2 separate regions of the Homo sapiens genome follow, and region 1 is linked to region 2. The links are chromatin loops, found by intact Hi-C in ENCODE. Cell type or tissue: IMR-90. All regions are shown on one strand. Links, peaks and the distances in the headings refer to the core of each region. The heading gives the core; the rest is flanking DNA.

Evidence for each region. Hi-C counts contacts between places; a loop is a spot of excess contacts. Peaks named below come from ENCODE experiments on the same cell type or tissue, not always from the same donor. Only the 100,000 strongest peaks of a DNase experiment are listed, where the experiment ranks them.
Region 1: a loop joins it to region 2, with 2.8 times the contacts of the local background. A loop is called at or near these places in 4 of 110 quality-filtered maps.

The regions. Positions count from the first base shown.
Region 1 is chr5:41,272,649-41,284,755 of GRCh38, reverse strand. It overlaps LOC124900969 (a long non-coding RNA gene), which reads right to left and starts at 3,388. Exons shown (of 3, transcript XR_007058749.1): 1 at 3,326-3,388. LOC102723740 (a long non-coding RNA gene) reads left to right here. Exons shown (of 2, transcript XR_007058748.1): 2 at 1-6. In IMR-90, for the core only: no CTCF peak of the experiment used is centred there; no DNase peak of the experiment used is centred there.
Region 2 is chr5:41,409,081-41,421,187 of GRCh38, reverse strand. All of the region lies in intron 1 of PLCXD3 (phosphatidylinositol specific phospholipase C X domain containing 3), which reads left to right. LOC105374740 (a long non-coding RNA gene) reads right to left here. Exons shown (of 2, transcript XR_925950.3): 2 at 12,003-12,107. Among named protein-coding and RNA genes, the nearest start is that of PLCXD3, 95 kb to the left of the region's middle. In IMR-90, for the core only: no CTCF peak of the experiment used is centred there; DNase peaks (open chromatin) are centred at 2,767 and 6,407.

The DNA of each region.
Region 1 (12,107 bases), core at 2,744-10,743, 140 kb after region 2:
GCCATAGATGGTTTGATGGATTGGTTGATTATTTAGAAACGTATTCATTTAGTCATTCGTCCATCACATATTTACAGAGTATCTACCATATTCTAATCACTAGACTAAGTAGAAAATAGAAGGATAAATAAAGCTCAGTTTCTGGCCTTGAGGAGTTGGAATTTAAGGAGAAAACAGGCTATATCATAACCAGAGATAAAAAGAACTCAATAGGTCAAAGACGTTTACTTCTTCTTTCTAGGTATAACTTTGAAATTAAATTCCTGAAGTCCTGAAAATGAATATTGCATAATAAATCTTGGAAAACCTATCTAAACTATAATGTGACAGAGCTCTAAAGGACAGTCCTCCTTTGCTTAGGTTACCTTGCCATTCAGATGGTACTCCCTTAATAAGTTATACCTCCTCTATTTTAATGTATGTCTAGTAACACCAGGCAGGGCACAATACCCCAATATATTCCATAATACAAATAAATAGGGACATCTAATAGTCACCCTCATTCAAACTATTGTATGTATTGCTCCATTTTCAGCAGATTATTTTTCTGTTTTCTTTTTATCTCTCAAGAAAATGAGTTGGCATTCTGGCCAGTTCTAATGCTCTGGAGCTTCTCTCTTATTCAAAGCATGTAACTCTCAAAAAGCTTTCCTCCATATTGGCAAAGGAAGAGAATAAATATAGTCATATTATACATGCATAAAACATCTTTGGAAGGACACACAAAAAAACTGGTAATATCAGTTGCCTCCAAGATTGGGATTGGGTGGTTTAAGAGGCAGTGATTATAGGAGCACTTTTATTGTATATCCTTGTAAGTCTCGAAAACATTTGAAAATATGCATTGATTACCATTTAAACACACACACACACACACACACACACACACACACTTCAAAATCAGAAACATCTCAGGCCCACTAAACAATAGATTCCCATTTAGTTTCAAGCTCCTTCATAGATCTAGCTCTCCCTTACACCAAAGGTCCTGAAATTCTCAGTTATTTTCTCTCTTTAGTCAAGCCAGTATTCTCTTCCTCATGCTATTTCATTCTACTGCACCATCTTTCTTAACGTGTCAAATGCCTATAATCTCTAGCTTTCCATTTGCCCCACTCCTACCCAACTCCCTCTCTCCTTATGCCCAAGGTAGTTCAAATGCTCTGGGAATCTGCCTTTTGTTAAGCAAATCAGGGAAGCACTATTTTTGAGAACTGCTTGTGATACATAAACAATGACTTCTCCTACCCTGTAATATTGCCCCTGCCCTCCATATAGAAATCAATTGCTTTTATAGAATAAATCGAAATCCAAGTGGATATATGAAAGATGTATGAAAGTTGATCTATCCTTATCTGGCTCTCTCCACACTGACCTGTGATCTCAGGTGAGGCCACATCTGTGAGCCTCTCAGGTGCAAGGATGAGTTTAAAACACATATCTTCAGGGTGAAAGTGGTCAGCCTCTCTCATCTACCCCGAAGATTTCAGTAAGGAAGGATGCTTTTTTCTTGCTAGTTAAGACTTATTGAGGCTACATAATTTATTACCTATCCCAGACAACCAGTGAGTAACCTAAGAAAGTATTTTTTTCCATTTATTACATTAAAAAAAAAGGAGCTACTTTTTCTGTCTTGAGTTCCTTTTATAGAGAATCTGACTACCTTCGCCTAATTGAGACCAGGGACTTGACTATTAGATCTAAAATGACATTTTAGATGAAATATTAGTCATATATATAAGGAAAGAAGTGTCTTTCTTTTAAATGATACTCTATTTTGAGTGAGTGCCAGAGATAGTGAATCTAGAATATGGGGCAAAATCTACTGTAATAATCTTCAGAAAAGAGAAAATATCACTGCTTAATAGGACTTATGACTGTGCCACCCTTATAGATTTATTTCTAAAAGAAAATGAATCCATGTTTTGCTTTCCTTGTAAAGAGCACTGGGAAGTGCCTTTTATCATAGTTTAGTCTGCTGTTAGGAGATTAGAGACAATATAACTGTATCACTAACCTGGGTCTGGCATATTTAAGTTTTAAACCTCTTAACAAGACATACAGTAGGGAGTTTACATATAATGTCTTGAACCAGTATTTTAAATTGTGTATTGTGTATTTTATGTCTTGTTTTCCACATATACTACATGCTCCTTGAGGAAGGGAGCCAAATCTAATCTACAGCATCTGTCTTGGTGTCCAACATCTAACAAATTTTCAAGAAATGGTGGTTAAATAACTTGAGAAACTATAGGGAGGTAACAAAACACAGTCTGGAGGAGAAACATTTGGACCCATTAGAATAAGCCATTTTCAATTAAGGAATAACATTGTACAAGGAAAATCAATTGAGTGCAAAAAATAACTAGACAGTTTGCTTTATTTACAGAAGAAAATATTCAATCTACCTACTTTTAAAAGTGAAATTGGTCATTTATTGAATATGTGTAATAAATTCTAAGGAAAAGGAAAGCACTATAGTTCTTAAATCATGACTTAAAGCAAGGGATCTAAAGAGGCAGAAGAATAATAAATGTAGAAGAGGGAGAAAAAGAAGGCAGGTTAAGAGAGGAAGTTAGTGAAGAGAGTAAGAGATGAGGTTTGCAAGGCAGAAGTGAAGATACAGAGGCGAAGACATTTTCAAGATGTTGGCTGGTTGTAACTTTTTATTGTTCATTTGGGTTGTGAAGCTCAAAATAAATTATCATTAGTCAGATCAGCTTAGTCAGATATTAGACACTTTAAAAGATAGTTATCACCTTTCCCTCTCGCTACATTAGTTAATTGACTATGGTCAGTGCTCACCTGGTTGATTCTTAAATGGCTAGCTGCTGCATTTTCAAAACTGATTGCCGTAACAGAGAACTAGCTAGTTCAGTGTTCCTACAAAATCACCTCAAGAACTGACACATCCTGAGAACCAGCCGACCACGACTCCTGACTTAGGCTCAGTCCCCAAATCCAGATTCTGGAGGTCTCTGTATTCAAATTAAAACTACTCTGCACCAGAAGAATAAACAGACTCAACATTTCTCTCAATGAGAAAAGCAGTATCGATTGAAGATTGTTTAGTAACAATACCTAACACTTATTAAATAACTACCGTGCACTTATTTGCAGGCACTGTGATTTGTCTTTCACATTCATAATCTAATTTCAGCCTCCTAAGGGCTTTCATTTTCACTGCTAAAATCCTAAAAGCAGCCATAGATCAAAGGTAGTTCAATGTAGGAATGACACCAACAAAATCTGGCTGCCTGTGATAACAACAAAGGTTTAATTGACTCACAGTTCAGCATGGCTGGGGAGGACTCATAAAACTTACAATCACGGTGGAAGGGGAAGCGAACACGTCCTTCATCACAGGCGGCAGCAAGAAGTGCCGAACGAGGTGGATGTGGGGAAGCCCCTTATAAAAACATCAGATCTCGTGAGAACTCACGATCAGAAGAACAGCAGCATTGGGGTAACTGCCCTCATGATCCAATTACTTCCCACAGGGTCCCTCTCACGACACGTGGGGATTTTATGGAAACTACAAGATGAGATGTGGATGGGGACACAGCCAAACCATATAAGAAGGGATTAGCAAAAGCAGAAATGAGAATAAAGCTGCCAAGAAAATGTCTCCAATGGCGTGGTGGCTAAAGGACATTTTATCCAAAATATGTCTACTGTTTAAAATTGTCCGTGTACATGTGATGTACTTTTCTACTCTGATATATTTCAGGAAAGTCCTTGACCCACAAATTACCTTGTATGGGAGTTTTCTGGTTTTGTTATAGATTTTCTTTTGATTTGCATTTTTATGTGTATGGAAAATAAGAAAAATATCCAGGTCTTACCTCAGCCTCCACACAGTATGCAAGAAGAACAACATGAGCAAGTTAATCTATAAAAACAGACAACTTGGGCCAGGCGTGGTGGCTCACCCCTGTAATCCTAGCACTTTGGGAGGCCAAGGAGGGCAGATCACCTGAGGTCGGGAGTTCGAGACCAGCCTGACCAACGTGGAGCAACCCTGTCTCTACTAAAAATTAGCCAGGCGTAGTGGCACATGCCTGTAATCCCAGCTACTTGGGAGGCTGAGACAGGAGAATCGCTTGAACCCAGGAGGCGGAGATTGCAGTGAGCTGAGATCACACCATTGCACTCCAGCCTGGGCGACAAGACTGAAACTCTGTCTCAAAAAAAAAAAAAAATACAACAACAAAAAAATCAATTTGTACCAGCAGGTGTTCAGAACCAGAGGTGACCATAAGAACCTGAGTCCCTCTGAAGCTCATGGTAATCTTGGAAAGGGCTCTGGTCTTCCACAGTCCAGACAACGGGGCTCAAATCAATCTTCATTAGACCTAAAGGGTTAGGGGGAACTCCTGACATCTGGATTACCTGTTTGCTTTGGACAAAGCACTTTCTCCACAATTAAATTATTACAGAAACCACGGGTAAAAGTTTTGTGTAGCTATTGCCTGTTAGAAGGCCAAAAGAATATAAGACTATGCATCAATTACATCTCATGGGTAAGAACTGGATTTATGTTTTCCTTATTAGAACTTCATGTTTTAAAAGCTGGTTGGTCCCTAGGGAAGTGAACTAGAGCCAACATGTTAAATATGTAATTATTTCTCTGGAGCTTCAGCATTTACTTCTCCTGAAGAAATGCCCAAGACCTGAGCTAAGTAAAATAGTACAGATGCACCAATATTTTGTGGCCTCAGGACTCTGTTCTCTTGCCACTGGTAACGCATTTCTATAAATACCATATTTGAATTTTCTGTAAAACTATCATTAAAGACATCATCCATTTTGTTATTCCCTGTCTGTGACAGTGACTATCAGTTGCTTATGAAGTATTTTTACTGTTACACATTACTATCCAGAAAAAGACTACTTTTCCCAGCCAAGCCTATACCCTTACATGATGTGGCCACATGACTAAATTCTAACTAATAAAATAGAAGCATAAGTGTTGCATACAACTCCTGGAAAATTTTGTTAAATGGGAAGGGACAAATAACTTTTGGAGTTTCCTTCTTCTTGCTGACCACCTGAAACTCAGATGTGATGGTCAGAGTTCAGCAGCCATCTTGGACTGCTGGATACTGTGAGGATGAAAGCCACAAATCTTGAAGACGATGGATCCGAAAATAGGAGCCTGGGTCTGTGATGACACCACGAAGACTCCTGAGGCACACTGGGTTTCCCTATATCCCATGAAATAAATAGCTGCTACTTTGTTTAAATCATTTTTATTTGGGGTTTTCCTGTTATATGCAGCAAATTTAACATCTCTCTGTCTCATGTAAGCGTATATAAGTTTCTTATAAGATTTAATAGTAGGAAAGAGAACGTTTTCCCCAATAGATTTATTTCATATCTCACTGCCTTTGGTTTTTTGGCCTTGTCTATGATGAAGATCAGAATTAAATATAGTGGTTGGCTGCATTAATGACTCTTGCCCTAGTCTGCTGCTATAGTGATTTTCGTCTCTTACCTCTACTTCCAGCCTGACTCACTTCCACATCTTCTGACAGCTTACTTTCACTTGAGTAATCCAGTTACATATTTTATAAGCTTCCTGAAAAGTGTTTTAAAAAATATCATCACAGGATTTTGTATGATCTACTGGTTAGATGACCTATTGCATTTCAGAAAAAAAAAATTATACAGGAAGAGGGAACAGTGACTTAAATCACTGATATTTAAATTCTAAAACAATTTGATTTCCCTCAGCTGAAAAATATATTCTCTCTGCCTACCAAACAAATCAAAGCCCAACGAGATCTATCCACATTTACAAAAACAATTCAGACTATAAATAAATATAGTTCTTCTGCTATTGCTTCCTTTGTATACACAGAACTTAGGAACCCGAGACTTGGCTATTTACAGGTACTAAATTAATTGGTGTTGAATAATAAATTTCTATCATAACAACTACTAAGGGGCCGAGCTGGATCCAAATCGAGTCTGTGTGCATCCAAGGGCTCTGCTCTCTGTCCTGTACTGACTCATATTCACAGAAAATAATTATTTGTAAGGTAAGGTCTCAAAAAAAGGGGGACAATCTGCTAACAGTCACCGTCTACTTTACTTTTCAAAGATTTTTTTAATAGAAAGGGCAGATAACAGAAAATAAACCTATACACATTCCATAGGTGTGCCCCTGTGTCTGGTCTGAGATTCTGGCATCTTGAAGCCATTGACTTCACAGCCACACCCCTTCTCTCCTCCTTTTCTCCTCTTGCTTCCTCTGAGATGCTGTAGAAACATCTCAGATCCACAGGGACTTGCTACAGGTAAAAATACAAGGGAGAGAAGTGTGGAGTGATTTTCACCACGTTATACAAGTAAATGCAGGAAACAGGAATTTCATTTTCACTGGAATATAGGTATGACTGACCTCTTTTGTGGGTAAAGTTGTGCTCACAGAATATGGTTTTGGTAAACCTGCCATCAATAGGAGGATAACGTTTTATTTCCTTCGGGCAAGCTCCTACTTAAACGTGAAAATTTTCTTAAGCAGATTATTTGGAAAAGATAACTCAATAACAGCAACATTTGGGCCTATTTTTTTCCTAAGAAATATCCTGAAATAACCTTTTAAGAACCGAGACTGAAAGCTCAACTTCCCCCAGACACAAGTTCCTGTTTCCAGAATTGTATTGGTCCTCCTCTGTCCCCTCCTCTGCCAGCAAGTGCATTAGGGTAGTGATGTCATATTTGTATTCATCATTATCCCCACTGTTGCCTCTTCGAGGGCAGGGAGGGTAGCACAGTGAAAGGAATACATATAATGGGATTCAATAAAGGCTGAAATGAGACAAGTTTCTAATCTAAGTTTTTGCCAGTTTCCTGTACTTCACAGTATGAGAAACTTGCTCATACTTACAATCTATTCTTTTACTTGAAGATTTACAACACCCTTCTCTAGTCTCTCCAGGTCACTCATGTGTGTTTAATTATGTTATTCTTTCCTAGCTTGATGTGGTTCTTGGTCTCCTGTGCTGCTTTCCTTCCTTTGAGTGACTGACAAACTAACTCACTCTTTCATTGACAAACTAAAAGCAATTCCAACAGCAATGAAAACAGGTCATGCAAATTAAAATGTCACATAAGATTCAGGAGGCGGGCATGAACGGCCATCTCCCACAAGACCTGGTCTCATCACTGAATGCTCAGGACCTAAAAACTGACTCTACAATGAACTTGACTTCCTGTTCCATGGCAAGTGTAAGGCATGAGTTTTTGTTAATCATTCTTATTAAGAAAGATTAATCTAATCTGTCTAATTGGTTCCTACAAGAATTCAACACAATAAAATATAATAAACAGAAAAAAAAGACACTGGGCACATATTTCTTCAAACTCCAGAGAGTATTTCAAGATTGCAGGTAGAGTATTCTGCATAGCCCGTGGAGCATACTAGGTTCTCAACTTTAGGTGGAGTCACTTTCTATATGATAATGGAATTGTTACATTTAGTCATTACAGTAAATAAAGAAGTATTGATGATAAAAAAAAAAAAAAGCTATTTTATTTAACCAAGCTTGAAAAGTGGTTTTGATAGCATCTTAAAATCAGGTGGGATAAAAAAAAGTTATAATGTGGAAGGGCCAGGCTGAGGAGTAAGTTAAATTCAGTTCTAGATTGAATAAGGCACAGCTAGGTAGATATCTATTTTTAAGAAACTTTATCTGATAACAATTTATCTATATTATACTATTTGGACATTCAAGGTACTGAGGTAGAAACCGTGGAAATTGTGAGGCATAAGATCTAGATTCTACTCTAAAAAATCTTGAGTTATAAGCTACTTTAAAAAAAACAATAAACTAGCAGTATAAGACAAAATATAAAAAGCAAACTTGCGGGAAGAGTCACAGAGCTCTTTACTGGTCAGAAGCAGAAAAGATTTCTTCTCATAGCAAAAACCTACAAATTACCTAGGAAGTTTAAATAATTCTACCTAACTTAAGCTAAAGTTTCTAGGAGTCCATCTATCCTCTGCCTTGTGTTTCAGTTCCTACTTCCATCCTCAAACCCAATCTTACTCCCTTGCCCCTCTTGCTGCACAAACCATATCTCCTCTTCCAATTTTACCATCCAGAAGTTAGTGGATAACAGAGTAAAAAAAAATCCTATCTGAGACTAAATTTGCAGCCTAGTATAGAAGGTGTGTGTCACAGAATCTGAGACAGCACATGGAGATTAGCATATGGGAAGTTCATTAGGGAGTGTTCCCACGACCGATACCTGTGGGAAGGGAGAAGGAAGCACTATCGGACAGAGGGAGAACGTGGGCTGTGGTGTGTTCAAATGGAGACCCCAGCCAACCACGTGGGAAGCTCCACATTTAACGGATAATCTTTAAGAGTTGCCTCAAGCTGGGTCAAGAGGCCCAGGCTGTTACATGCTCAAGGCAACCTAGTCAGTAGAGCAACCTGACCTGAGAAAAGGAAGTAACCTTGGGGGTGGTTAGCTCTCTTCAGCCAAGCAATCATGAAATATAACAGAGAGCACTCCATAACCAGGGGAATAAATTTTTCAATGCTGGAAGGAAGATCGGTGTGGCAATAGCCAGCTTCCACCTCAGTTACACATTTTTTCCATTTAAGTTTTCCAAAGTCAGTTGGCATTTTTAGAGTTGTCCTTTCTCACTGTATGTACATACTCAATATGTCTCCTGATTAATATTATACTAGTCAATTGTAAGTTAAGAAAATTACTGTAACTTTGTAGATGATAAAACCTGAAAGCATCAAATTAGTCATTATGTTCACACATCTTTTTTTAAACAAAATAGCTCTCTCTTCCCTCTTGCCCAGCTGTTCTCAAGTAATTTGCGGTTCACAAAAGGTTAATGGAGATAAAAGAAAAAAACAATGCATAGATGTCTCTCTGATTTCCTTTACTGTGTTCCTCTGGGAAGTGTTATAGAAATCGCTCCTTAGCTTTGCCTGGGTTTGTTGAGGGAGTTGATAGTAATGGAAACAAAAAAGTGTGTGCAAACAAAAAGCAATCCTATTCTTCTCGTCAAAGAAAGTGATTGGAGGTGCTACGTGAAGATGCCATCAGAAGTTGGACTTCTGGAAAACGGTTTCACAGATCACTTAACTGGACCACATAAGCAACAATTTGTTTCACAGAACTTGCAGAAATATGATAGTAGCTGGCTGAGTTTCTCACTTAATAACTTTATTCATTCACCAGCAAACTTCTGCATACCCAGTAAGAATCTTGGAGATAAAGCAGTAAACATAACTGATTCAACTCCTGCTTTCTTGGAGAGTGCAGAAGAGTGAGGGTAAATAAACATTTTAAACAAGAAAACACAATAAATTGCAAAGTGTCACAGAAGAATAAGCAGGGCTTCTAATATGAACTAAGGAATCCTTACAGGTTTCTAATATGAATCAGTATGAACTAAGGAATTCTTGTAGGTTTCCAAAAGGAAGTGATGTTTAAGTTAAAACCCCAAAAATGAATAGTATTTAGACTTTCAAATGGGTCAGGGAAACAGATCTAAGTAAAGGGGACAACATGAGCAGAGGTCCAGAGAAAAAAATGTTATGCTTGAGAAAACAGTATGTTAAAGAAAAATAGTAAGAGGGGAGGAATTGAAGGTCAAGAAAGGGGATAGAAGGACCAAATCATGGAGGACACTATAAATCATATTCGAGAGCTTGGACTTTATTGTGATGGCACAGAAAACTCATTGAAAGAGTTAAAGCAGAGAAATAAATAATTTAATTTTATAAAAATGACTTTGGTGGCAATATAAAGAGTAGATTGAGGGGGAGCAAGACTTTGGGCAGTAACCAGGAAAAGAGGGAAGGGATGATGGACTTTACTAGGATAGCAGAAATGGACATGGAGTAATGGTTATATTTAAGAGATATTTAGCAACTAGAATCATCAGACCTTAATGACTAATTCAATGATGAAGGGAAAGGTAGGAGGAGTCAGGGAGCACTCCTGGGTCTCTGATTTGGGCAGTTTGAAACAGATCGTTGCCATTTACTGTGTCCAAAAAGGCTGGAAGGAGAAAAGAATCAGGATGCTGAAGAGTTCACTTTTGCACATTTGAGGTTGACATACCTTTGAGCCACTGGCGGATAAAAATTCAGTAGCAACTGGACTTTGCTTTGGGGGCTCCTGGGGCTACAGATGCACATTAAAGTCAGGTGAAAGAACGAGATTGCCCAGGGAAAGTTTGAAGACCAAAAGGATTGGAGATTTAGGACAGAGCCATGAGGAAAATCCATGTTTCAGGGTTAGGTAGTGAAAAAAAGTCACAGATGCATCTGAGAAAGAGCATAAAAGAGGGAGAAAGAAAACAAGGTGAAGTTGTCTAGCAGAGATTGTTCACTGAGCACCAACGTGCTTACTTTTCTTTCTAGGCTGTATTTCCCAGCCTCCCAGGCAGTTAGGTATTGCTATACGATTGAATCCTAACTAATGGAATGAGAGCAATAGTGATAAACGCCACTCTCAAAGCTGATACGTAAGATCTTCCCATAACAATTTCTCTCTTCTCCATCTAGTCAGTTCATGTCAGCCTCCAAAAGAAGCCAGAAAACTTCCCCATCCCCTGGGGAAAAACACTATTGGACTTAACATGAGTGAGAAATTAACTTTAATTATGTTAAGCCACCAAGTGCAGCCACCTTCACGTACACAATGTTAAATCACAGAAACCAACAGAAGAGACTGTTTCGAAAAGGAGTATTCAGCAATGTCAAAAGTCTGCTTAGAAGTCAAACAACTACTGAAAAGGGTCTCTTACACTTAGCATGGTCCTGCATGTATCAATATTTAATTTGGAGGTTTCCTCTTCTGCAACTAAAGATTTTAGGATAAACCTAAACATTTCTACAATCTTGATGGTAGTGATTGTTTTAAGGCTCTTTCTGCACTCATAAATTAATTTGACTATCCTGACAAACTTTGGGTATAGGCTGTTTACAATATCATTTTTCAGTCAAACAAGACCTCTGAGATTGGTTGCACAACTGGATTTTGATTTGTTGACTTGGTCCTCAGTCTTCAAATGACTAAGTAGATTATTTGATTCTCTTAATTTGTATTAATAAATGGAGATGGGATAATGGTCAGCCATTTGAAAAATAAATATAACTGGATGTTTCCTTTACTCTTTTCACAAAAATAACTTACAAGGGAATCAAAACTTTAAATGTAACAATATAAGAGTATTATTTATAATCTTGGAAAAGATAAGACCTTTTAAGGCTAAACATAAAACTCAATAAACTGCAAATTAAAAGAAAAAAAAAAAAAGAAACAAAGCCTGTCTAATCAGAAAAAAACTTGGGATCTATAGTAATTAATCAATCAATGGCTTTTTTTGCCTGGCTGCAACAACTATACCTATTGTAAATTCTCTGGATTTTCTAAATCAGTGATTTAAACCCAAATTTTACACACACAAAATTTTAGTGTGTGTAAAAGCCATAAGAACCTTGTAAAAAATGTTGAGGTAGGCCGAGCCTAGTGGCTCACGCCTGTAATCCCAGGCGTGAGGATTACTTTGGGAGGCCGAGGCAGGCAAATCACAAGGTCAGGAGATCAAGACCATCCTGGCTAACACGGTGAAACCCCAGCTCTACTAAAAATACAAAAAATTAGCCGGGCATGGTAGCATGTGCCTGTAGTCCCAGCTACTTGGGAGGCTGAGGCAAGAGAATTGCTTGAACTTGGGAGGTGGAAGGCAGAAGTTGCAGTGAGCTGAGATCACGCTATTGCATTCCAGCCTGGGTGACAGAGTGAGACTCCGTTTAAAACAACAACAACAAAAAAAAAAAAACAGTTCAGATCTAGACCCCCACATCCAAATATTGTAGTTTAGTAAATAGGACTGTGGTTTAAGAATTTATGTTTTTTAACAAGCACTTCAGGTGATTCTGATAGACATAATTCTTAGCCTACATTTTGCTAAACACTAATCTGTAACTACTGGGATGCCTTAAAGTCCAAATTTGTTCTCAAAAGAAGAGTGTAGCTAACCCTCAGGTTCTTGGCAGTATAACTAACACTCAGGTACTTGGCACCAAATGGAAAATTTAAAAATAAATCAAAAAAGC
Region 2 (12,107 bases), core at 1,590-9,589:
ACTCTGTTTTGATGTTTGGATATTATGCCTAATATTATCCTAAAATATGCCTAACATTTTATATTAGGCATATCTTTCCATTTTTATGTTACCAGAAAATAACTTCTTTAGGGCTTGAGAGATCAGATATTATCACTGGAATGATGTTCCCTTTACCTTAGGAGAGTAAAAGGATATCAGGGATCTACTTGTGGGTAAGATTCCACTGAAAGAATGCAGGAAATGCAGGGGAAAAGTATCCCTGAGTATTAATAAATAGTAGCATTTTATTATCTGTAGCCTCACATAATGGAGTTATATGGTCACATGATTGCAGAGAGAAGCTGCCCAGAATTAGCGTAGTGACGGCAACCAAGAACTTGCAGACAATGCAAAGGTGATGTGACAAAGTTAGGGTTGGAGGAAAGACTAAAAATGCTGACACAACGCCATTTTGTATCTGTGTTTCATGTCCTGGCTTATTGTATACAATTATCCTGCCATGCAAAGATAAATTCTCTCTGCAAGCATTGGAGGTGCCAGTCACTTGTCACTGAGAAGCAGAAGAAATTAAGACTGCTAAGCATGGCAGATTTGGCAGAAGCCCAGTCTGAGAGATGTAACATGTTTTCTAGCTAAGAGGGGAAGGGGTTTGGAGGTAGACCCTGACAGTTTGATTCCTTTGCATCTTTCATGTCACTGTTACATTCCTAAAAGAAAACGTGATTATTATAATCTTGTTTTATGCAGCATCTAAAGTTGGTTGTTTTGGAGGGATGAGGAACACTGAATTTATGCCACTAGAGATCATGGGTTTTTGCCTAGCTTGGACTAGGATTTCTATAATAACTGTGACTCTAAAAAATGTGCATTTCTGGGCTGAGGAAAAGTTAAACGAGCACAATATATTCATCTCAAATAAGACCAATTTAATGACATGTATCAGTTTTCTTCTATTCCCTTTTGTTTTACTCTCTAGTTAATATATATTTAGGAGTTCTTTCTTGTTCTGTGGGTGGGATATAGACGTAAAAGTAGTCCATTTAAAAGCTCATAGATGAGATACTTGATATAGGTGCAATCATTGTCTTTATTTATAATTTATACCCTGTAAACTTTTTGAAAAGGTTGGAAGCATATTATAGCAACAACACATTTGACAGAGAATAATTAAAATTTAAAAATAAAAATAGATGAGTAATTATGGGAAATGGGAAAAAGGAAAGACTATGTACCTCTAACATGGAATTATTTAGCTACTAAAGGTGCTTACTGTGAAATCTCAGAGAAATAATTTTCTAACAATAATCATAATCATAATAATTAATTATTTGGCACTTAAGCACAGTGCTAAGTGTTTTCCATGTATTACCTCATTTAATCATCACAACAACCTATTGAGTGAGGTTGGTCTATGGTCTTTTCCCTATTTTACAGCTAAACAAACTCAGGCACAAATAGATTAAAAAATTTAATCTGTTGTCACATAACTAAGAAGTAGTGGGACTGGGGCAATCTAATTCTAGAATACATGTCATTTTCTCCAGTATGGCCATTGGTGTGAAATGATTCAGTGAACAATAGAATTATATCATTCTAAGAAATAAGATTTTGCTTGGCTATCTCTGGGGGAAAAACCTCAGTATTTTTTTTAATTGCTTCATGGTTAACATGGAGCAGAAATACTATCTACTGTTTTCCCAAAAACTTCAACCATGTCTTGGCATCATGAAGATGTGACTGACTTGCTATATGATATGTTGTTTTCTATTGGAAAAACACTATCATATCCTAGGAAATCTCTGAAATGTTCCCCTAGCACTTTGATTTGAATACTCCAGGAAATTATTCCAAAGAAAGAACGTCTTGTATAGTATTTTTTTGTGAGGTCCTTTTTATTATCACGAAGCCTTGGAATTCCTGATGATAGGAAGCTTTGATTTGAGGAAGATTTGTGGCTACAAAATCTTGAGCCGAACTGGGAAGGGAAGGATTCTCTTGCTGCTGGCTACATCTTCCTATTTTCTCTCTGGAAATTCTGTTAGAAGGCATTTTTCCTTAACATTATTACCTTTCTTCCCCCACCCCCTGCCTCTGCCAAATTTTCAACTTTCATGTTTCTAACATATACCAAGTGAGAAGAGGGAACTAATAATAACATAAAGTAAAACCTACTGTCTACAATCGAGGGCTGTGGCCTCAGTCACTCCTCCAAGATAGTGGAATGCAGAGCACCCAGCTGCCTGCTGCTCAGCCTTGGCCTCTCTCTGACTCCTACTGCTTTCCATTTACAAGGTGCCTTTTGTGATGAACAATGTAACCTTCTGAGGTGGAACAGATCATAATTTCATTGTAAATCATAGGAAATGACAAAATATTTGGGAGTCACACTCTTCTCCAAAATGATGACTGATTCAGTGTCATTGCTGGAATAACAAACAATTAGGATAGTTTATGAGTGAAAGTTTTTTCAGTTGGTATCTGGGATGGAAGGCAGTGTGGGGAGGCAGTGTGGCAGGAAGAAGAGAGGGAAGCAAGAACCTATACTACTCCGCTTAATGTGGTTTGATTCATAAACTGGAAGACTTGCAACTGAATTACATACCATTCAGTTTTAACTTTGCCTTAGTATCTAGGATATTGCCATACAAATGTTAAATATTAAATAAAGTGTACCAAAAAAATTAATATGACATGTGTTTTTTAGTCTTCAGTTTCTAGATTTGTAAAAGACCTTACAGCTGTTTCTACTTCTTATCCCTCTGCTTTCACATAAGGCTGTGTGTCACCAGAATTTCTTACCCAAGTACTCACAGTAGCTGCATATGGAGAGCAGACCCCAGGGTGTGTGGGTCTGTGTGTTATTTAAAGTAGCTTGCTACAAGGAAGAAAAAAGTCTTTGAAGCCTCATGTTTTATCTTAAAAACAAAAGAGAATTTTGACCTCCTCTTATTAATGCACTTGTGTGTGTGTGTTTTAAATGAAAATAATTTCTTCCTCTTTCAAATATTAGATAAAATTTATATTCTAAAAATATATGCCACACACACTGCATTGGCTTCTAGATCACTGCACTGCCACATACCTATATATTGCAGTTTGAAAACCATATCCTAAGCCATCCTGGACAATTTTTTTCCCCTAACAAAGAGGCAATTACATGTTTTGTTGGATTATTTGATAGAATTTGATTTCAGAAAACTTAATATGACATTTGAATTCTTAAAACTAACATATAGATAATTCCATACTGTTAGTAGGTAGTGAAATAAGATAACACATGAGGATATTCTATTTTCTTTGGCCCATGTATCCAAATCTCCAACAACCTGCTCAGTCAGCTTGGCCAGTCCAACATAGACACCCCCTCAGGCCCACAGTGGGCACGTTTCTCTGGCTGCCCTCCTGGGATATCCTTGGTCATTTTGCCCAGGTATCCCTGGTTCCTTGGGAAAGTCCTACCCTCCAGGTTTGCTCAGCGCAGCCCTATACCATGGCTTAACAGCTTTGTGATGGCAGCACTCTCCTAATCATCAGGGAAAAGGTCAGTAAACTCATTTGCAATAATTAGCTGTTAATCAGAGAGTAGTTAATATCAATGTGTTATTCTGTTCCAGGATTTTCTTTCCTCCCTTGAGATTTCTCCAAGGATTTCCCAGAGTCCTGATTGTCCTGCTTCTACTGATTCTTCAGTAACAGGGTCTATCTTCTTGCCTTGCTGGGTAGAAGAAGCAGCAAGAAAATACTTTTTCCCAGCCTTCTCTAACCTCTCTTGGTCATTAGTCAAGTTTCATCTGCTTCTGGCTCCTAGTTCCTGGAATGAAAAGGAGGAGGCTGACCCAAAAATCAGCTGGGGCTCCTGAGAAGACACTCACCATCACCTTATCCACCCAATGGCAATGGCAAAACTCTCTTTGTAATGTAGACTTCAGCAATGGAACCTTCCTCCAGGATAGTAGCCAAAGTGAGGGGTGGAAATAGGTCTCCCTTCCTGGGACCCTTAGGCAGCCCTCAATGGGTAATAGTAATAAGTGTCATGTAGGGAGCCCTATGATTTACAAAGTGCTATTTCAGTGTTTCACTTGATTATCGTAATAGCTCAGCAAGGGATATGTAAGAGGAATAATAGACATGTTAGTGTTGGCCACAGATTTGAGAAGAAAAGAGAAACATCTACTAGATCAACCTTAAATGTCCCCACCATTGTTCTTGTCTTGGTCCATGAATGCCAGTGTTTTCAGTCTGATGATTGGTCTGGGGAAGAATCTTTTGTTCATATTGGATTAATTGGTATCTCATTCCTGGTTGCAAACTTTTCACCGTCCCAAAAGGTGAATTCCTCATCTTTTGTACTCTGGGGCTCTGCTACAGTGGAGGTGTAGAAAAGCTGCCTTCAATCCCACTCTTGCCTTCTGAAGTTCAGTTTCACATCTAACTGGGGCATAGGCAAAAGGATATGATGGTTCTTGAATGTTCTCAACCTGCCACATCTGTAACTCTCAAATTCTGAAAACTAACATGTCTCTTTTAACCAGCCCAGCTCTATCTTTGGCTCTGGTCCTACACATCACACAGTGTCCAGCCTGCCATATGCTGGGCTGTGTCACTGTTTAGCAAAAGAGGATGCTGAGTGGGTCTGGTTGCTTGGAACATTTACTCACTTGGCCCTGGGCACTACACTGGTTTCCCATCTGCTTCTGAGTACAGTTCCGGGATCTGATTCCAATTCTGAAAGTAGGAGATGGTCTGAGACCCACCCTCACTGGGCCCTGACTCAACATTAGGTACACAGACCTTCCTTCTGGTTTGGCAGCTTTCAGTCAGTTAAACTTAGCTCAATTCATTAAGCATTTTTTGAGCAATGTGAGTTATGTCCTGGTTGAAAGTAAAGTTGGAGTTAGGAAACCTCTATTCCAGCCAAAGCTAAATGTCCTAGATACTGTCGCTTTTTCCTTCTAGATCTCCTCACCCTCCTTCATCTTGCCCTTGGCTCCAGAAGGGTAACTATTATAGGATTTATCAATGGGCTTCTTTGTTCTCAAGGTTACAGTTGGGTTTGACCAATGGAAGTACCCAGAGTGGATATGGAAAAGTGATGTCAGGTTATTTATTCCTCCTAATCTCCCTCTTTGAGCTTGTTTGGGGATGGCTGAGTTTCCTTACTGAAGATCCTTTTTCCTCTCAAGGCATCTTCATTATAGCCCTCTCCTTCCAGTTTCTGGTAACACTCCTGATTCTTATCAGTTAAGAGTGGCCACAGTTACCTGTTACTAGCCTTGAGGCACTACATTATAATATGTAGTTTCCCTACATCCTATCCACACAGTTCCATTATAAACTCTCCTTGAATTATCCTAATTGGGTTGTGTCATGTTTTAACACTTTGACAGATACACTGTGTGATTTGGGGCAAATCACTTTATAGGGGCAAATTACCTCAAATGTAGTATAAGAAGTTTCAAGCAGATAATAATATCCCTTCCTATTCTAAATTTTCTTGGCAATGTAGGGACTGCAAAATAAATCTCTTTTTTGGGGGAACTTTGAGTCACATTGAAGATATAACCTATTTACCTACTAAATGCAGAATGGAACTAAGTATCTAAGTGATTAGGATGCATAATAAGTGCTCTAAGAATTCAGAAATGGGCAACGTCATTGTGAACTAAATAGTCAGAGGAAACATATGGATCTGTCAATAAATTTCACCCCAACACAAGAGAGTCATTTCTTAGTGGATTTTCTAATCTAGATCCAGGATGACTATTGTATTCAAAGATGTACCAAAGTGGATGGCCTGTTTTGGAGCTATTCCAAAGAGCACACAGAGTATTTGCCAGTCTGGGACAAGGTTTCCTGAAAATGACTTACCCTTGAGACTGAGCTCAGCCACATCCCACAGTAAAATACAAAACTTCTGGGAGGTCTTGAAACACTCTTTTTAAAAAGTACAGAAAGAGCAGGGGATTCGGTGTTGAGAGGCTGGAATTCTAATCTCACCTGTCATTTAATTAGCTATACCTTGAATTTTTTAATCTAAAAATAATCTATGTCTTTGGTTTTACAATAGCATCCCCTTTTCCATAGGGGATACATTCCAAGATCCCCAGTGGATGCTTGAAATTATGAATAGTACCAAACCCTACATATAGTATGTTTTTTCCTATACCTACATCCCTGTGATAAAGTTTAATTTATAAATGAGACACAATAAGAAATTAACAACTAATAATAAAATGGAACAATTATAACAATATACCAGCATCATTATTCATGAGCTTTCAGGCCATTATCGCATAAAATAAGAGTTATTTAAACACAAGCCCAGTGACACCTTGACAGTTGATCTGATAACTGAGATGGTTTCTAAATGACTAAGGAGTGGGTAGTGTAGACTGTGTGAATACACTGGACAAAGGGATGACTCATGTCCCTGGCAGGACAGCAGGAGATTTCATCATGCTACTCAGAATGGTGCACAATTTAAAACTTATAAGTTGTTTATTTCTGGAATTTTCCATTTAACATTTTTGGGCTGTGATTGAGCATGGGTAACTGAAATTGCGGAAGGCAAAACTGCAAATAAGGGTTAAGTACTGTATTTGTAACAGGCTACTTATGCTTTTTTATTTGATTCAGAGATATTAGAGACACACAAATATAATAATCACCCTCCTATTCATCATACAGGTAAAGAAATAAAATATTCGCAGTACAATTAAAGACCACAGTAGAAGTGTCTTTCTTAATTAGTTACTTCTCTTTTTCCATCAAAAATAATGCCTACTCCACCAGCCTGACCAACATGGAGAAACCCTGTCTCTACTAAAAATGCAAAATTAGCCGAGCATGGTGGTGCATACCTATAATCCCAGCTACTGGTGAGGCGGAGGTTGCGGTGAGCCGAGATCGCGCCATTGCACTCCAGCCTGGGCAACAAGAGCGAAACTCCATCTCAAAAAAATAATAATAAATAATTAAAAAAAAAAAATGCCTACTCCCTCTCTTCCCCCATCCCAATCAAGAGCTAAGGCCAAGACAGACAAGTTGCTTTGAAAACTTCTTTTGGGGTATGGAAGCCTCAGTTTCACTGGGCTATAGTATAGTACAGCATGTGGGTCTTAGCTTTATGTGAATACTGCTTGGTTAGGCCCAGACCTTTCTACTGTGTATCTAAAAAAACTCAAAAGTCCTAGATTTTTGTATCAGTAAATATCATCAGAACCTCCAAGGCTTCAGGTCTGGCTTACCCACCTGGATTCTGTCTGCTCCTTGGTTTGGTTTTGACCCTTGAAAATTGCCCTTATGTTCTTACCAGCTCAGCGGTGCATTTTAAAAAATAAATATTTGAAAAACATATTTGTATCTTATGGGAGAATTTTTTTTTAAACTCTAGTTTGTCATATTTTAAGGTGCAGAATATAGGTGATTTTTATTGTACTGAGAATCAAAGCCTACTCACACTGGGAGATTAAAAGCCCTTCTTTCACCTCATAAGTGTGATGACCATTGCCTAAACTAGTAATAATAATAGAAACACTTTTATGACCAAGAAGCTAATCCAGTTAACCCATATCTCCTGTAATTCAAGCACATTGACTGTTAGAAACAAATAATGGAAAAGTGGAATAACAGTCTCTTTGGCAGGATTGGCCAGAAGTTTTCATTTAAAGTTCCTAAAGGCAAGGACCATTTTTTTGAAAACATTCACAAATTTATTGGGTTTGAGTTTATTGGGGCCAGAAGTAGTCATATTTATTTTTACATCTATCATAGTGTTTAGCAAATTTCCTGTTGCATTGCAGGTGTTCAATGCATGTTTGCTCATTTGATTTGAAATGACTCTTCCAAGTTCAGTGCAGAAACAAAATGGTTCTAATATTTCTTCTTGATTTGCCTGGTCTGACACTGCAATTGAGCCAGCTCGCAGCCATCCTTTCTTTGTGTTGTACAAAATTTATGACTTTCATGATCTAATCTTGGCATCATTCACTTGCAAAGTATTTGTTTGGTTTGTAGAAAAATAAGTAACTTGTAAGTAGGCAATTTAAAAAAAAATTATTTGCAATCTTCTGTGAACTGGTGGTAACTCTCAAGTTAAACATATAATTCTAGTAAGTGTAATACAATAAATGGCAGAGTTTATTATTATTCTTTGTTTTGTTTTGATCTCAACTTAGGATCATTAGAAAATTACTGGTTGTCATGTCGTTACTTCTTTTTTCCTTAAGAGACCAAACATGAGTAGGAATATAGAATGCAAATTTGACCACAATTTAAATCCAGTCTAAACAATTCCTACCAGAAGACAGTACAAATAGTTGAATTAAAGAAAGGCTTTACAGTTTTCCTTAAGAAGTAAAGCACTGTTAGAGATGTGTTTGTGTCTGTGTATACTCTAAATTGTATGTCACCAAGTCCAGACAATATCAAGTCCTTTTAGCATTAGGGGGTTCTTTGAGGTAAGATCTTGAGTGACTACAGATAAGAAGTAGAGGCTGACACAATAAAAGATAATGTAATAAAGATGTGAGACATTAAGGCTGAAACAAGAAATGCCTGTTTTCTGAGGCGGAGGGGTGCAGACTGAAAACAGTATGTGATTAGAAGGTCATTATCAAGGGCGAGTGGCAAAGGAGCACATTGCCACTGTAATTTCCCACTAACAGCTCTCATGTCCTTGACTTCTTTTAAGTTAGGTACACAACTCTGAGAAAAGACAGGAAGAAATAATGAAGTAAAGGTAAAGAAAGGGTGTAAGTCACCTCCTAATAAATGAGACTACTGAATTTCTGAGAATTTATTATAAAAGATATAGGAAGAGTTTCATTTCGGTATAATTAATAAAAGAGATAACTCGAAACACATACTTATAAAGGAATTGTTAAAGTATTTATTAGCATATACGGCACAATGCAATCATTTAAACAATGTTTGAAGACTATGTAATACTACGGAAAAACATTGATGTTGTAACCCAATGCATTTGGTATATATTTTTTTCCTAAAGAGACCAAACATGAGTAAGAATATAGAGTATAAATTTGACCACGATTTGAATCCAGTCTAAACAGTTCCTATCAGAAGACAATATAAACAGTTCAGTGTATTAAAAAGGCCTAAAAAAATTCCTTAAGAAGTAAAACAATTGTTAGAAATGTGATTGTGTCTGTGTGTGCTCTAAATGGTGCAGCTATACATACATACAGATAGATAGATATGGATATATATGGATACATATATATATATGGATACATATATATGGATACATATATATGGAGATATATATATGGATACATATATATGGAGATATATATATGGATACATATATATGGAGATATATATATGGATACATATATATGGAGATATATATATGGATATCAATATGGACATATATATATCCATGATCAATACTCTATATGACCAAAACTATTATAAAAATATTATAAATTATAAATTATAAAATTATAAAATATAAAATTATAAAAATATTATTTGGAGTAAGGAGTTTGGGAATGTTTGCATGCCATGTAAGATTTATAAGACCAAATATCATGTAGCATGAAGGTGATACTATTCAGAATCATCTTATGATGGGCTCAACTTGGTACCTACATTCTAGTTTTTAGAAACCAGTTTGTTTGTTTGTGCCAGTTTTATAAACATTTCTTATTATCCCAGCTCTGCTGTGAGATTGGAGAGCAAAAGGAAATATATTCTCTACATATCCAGATCTCAAATCCCAAGGCTAGAGGAAGAGAAAGGGAGACTGGAAGGAAGAGCAAAGAAATAATCCCCAACCCTCAAACACTCCCTTGATAAAGAAAAGATCCAGCTATTGGCAAGAAGTGGTGTTTGGTGAGGGCATCATAGAATCAAAGGCTGGTATTTCAAGGAGATGTTATTTCTGTAGCACAAACATGATTAAGGGTAATGTTGTGTTATTTCAGATTTTCTTTATTCATAAAAGGAAAAGAAATAGTGCCAGACATACAAGAACAAAGGTAAATAGGCTTCAGAGGCCTTCTTGGTTCTCAAATCTAAGAGAATTTAATAATTAGACTGTTTATTTGCCAGGTTTTGTATTTGTTTTCTTCTTAGAGGGAAAACACAATCGAGTCATTGTCTTTCAGAATAGTTGGTTTTAGTGATATGGACTTGTTTTTATCTAATCTGCCCTCCCCCATTTGCCCAGGCTATGTGTTCTGTCTTCCCACATAAGAGCTGCTCCTGTGGTTACATATACTCAAGACTGCCCCAAACTGCAGGGTCTGCCACCACCAGGAGGCTCCAGTGGAGAAATCGGGGGAGAAGGTGGCATAAAAAAGATATCAACGTCTTATACAATTAGCTGCTACAGAGGAATAGGGAAGATGTGGCTGACTGTGTGGCAACCACATTTCCTTTCCCAACTTTCTTTTCTTATGCTGCACGTTACCTCTATATGGCACTGACTTTTGTTTGCTTCTCTTTCAACCGCTGCTGTTGATGCTCAGTTTTAGGTCCTTGTCACAAGGATAAAACTGCTGGGAAAAAAGGTGGCCATAAAGTGAGGTGCCCTACACTTGAGCCTCCTTCAGATGGCCTGGGTAGAAGGACAGCTGTCAGTGCTGAGCCTGGATATCAGAACATACAGTAATAGTAAGAATCTGAAACGGCACATGTGTAAGGAGCAGAGCCTTCCAGAATTGGCAGGGCTTGGCATTGCGACATCCGGTACAGGAAATTCACGGTCCAGGGAATCATAAAAGGAGCTGGGGGGCGGGGGACGGGCACAGCGGCTCACACCTGTAATCCCAGCACTTTGGGAGGTTGAAGTGGGCAGATCACGAGGTCAGGAGATCAAGACCATACCGGCCAACATGGTGAAACCCCATCTCTACTAAAAATACAAAAAAAAAATTAGCCAGGCGTGGGGGCGCACGCCTGTAGTCCCAGCTACTCAGGAGGCTGAGGCAGGAGAATTGCTTGAACCCAGGAGGCGGAGGCTGCAGTGAGCCGAGATCACGCCACTGTACTCCAGCCTGGGCAACAGAGTGAGACTCCGTCTCAAAAAAAAAAAAAAAAGATAAATAAAAGGAGGGGGGCTTTAGAAGACATTAATCTATCTAAAGTACCCCAGAGGCTGTGGCAGTATTTTCTTTGAGTTAGTTCTGAGAGCTTATGACAACCATGTTGTTTGTAATCTCTCAGTATAATTCTTATTAATTCTTTCATTCATTCATTCATTTGGTGAAAACCTACTCTGTGCCAGGCACTTAGTTCTCAGTGTTAATAATGTAGAAATTGTAATTCATGGTGATAATAAAAGTTAATACTTCTTGAATATTGTCTGCATAATTTGTGTTTACTGCTTATCACTTATTTTATAATCTTTATAAGTAGTGATATCAGTCCTATTTATAGATGAGGATGTTGAGGTTTAGTGAAATGAAAATATATTATTTCATGCAACAAATATTTAGGGAACATCTTTCATGTACTAGTGGCAGTGCCTTTTGTTGAGGGCACAATAGCGAACAAGACAGATTCTATACTAATTCTCATGGAATTTAAATGCTAGTGGGGAGAGATAGACAACAAGCAAATATGCAACTAAATAAAATGAAACTTGAAGCTAGTGATAAACTCTATGAAGAAAATATCACTAGATCATGTGATACAGACTAACAGGCAGCAGGGGAGGGTTGGATGAGTTAGATACTTTAGATACGAGGTTTATTTAAGAAGATGACATTTAAACTGAGACTTGAATGAAAAGGTGCTAGCCATGCACACAATGAGGGGCAGAGTATCGCAGGCAGTGGGATTACCAAGTGCAGGGGCTAAGCTGAAATGAGCTTAGTATATTTGATAAGCTCAAAAAAGCCTGCTGTGGCTGGAGCCCAGCCAGCAAAGGGAGAGTGATCCATTTTGTGACCTTAGCACCCTGGGCTTAAGGCTGCTCAAGGCTCCCGATAATCCAGTTTCTCCAGCTTCATAGGTCATCTTTGGGGGCAGTGAATAGGAAAAGAACTAGACAGTTTCCTGTACAAAACAGATTTTTTAATGTTTTCTTGTAAATAAAGCATATCTTTCCCTTAGGTCAAGACTGTCTTGTCCTCCTTGGGCTGTTCAGGCTCTTGGAG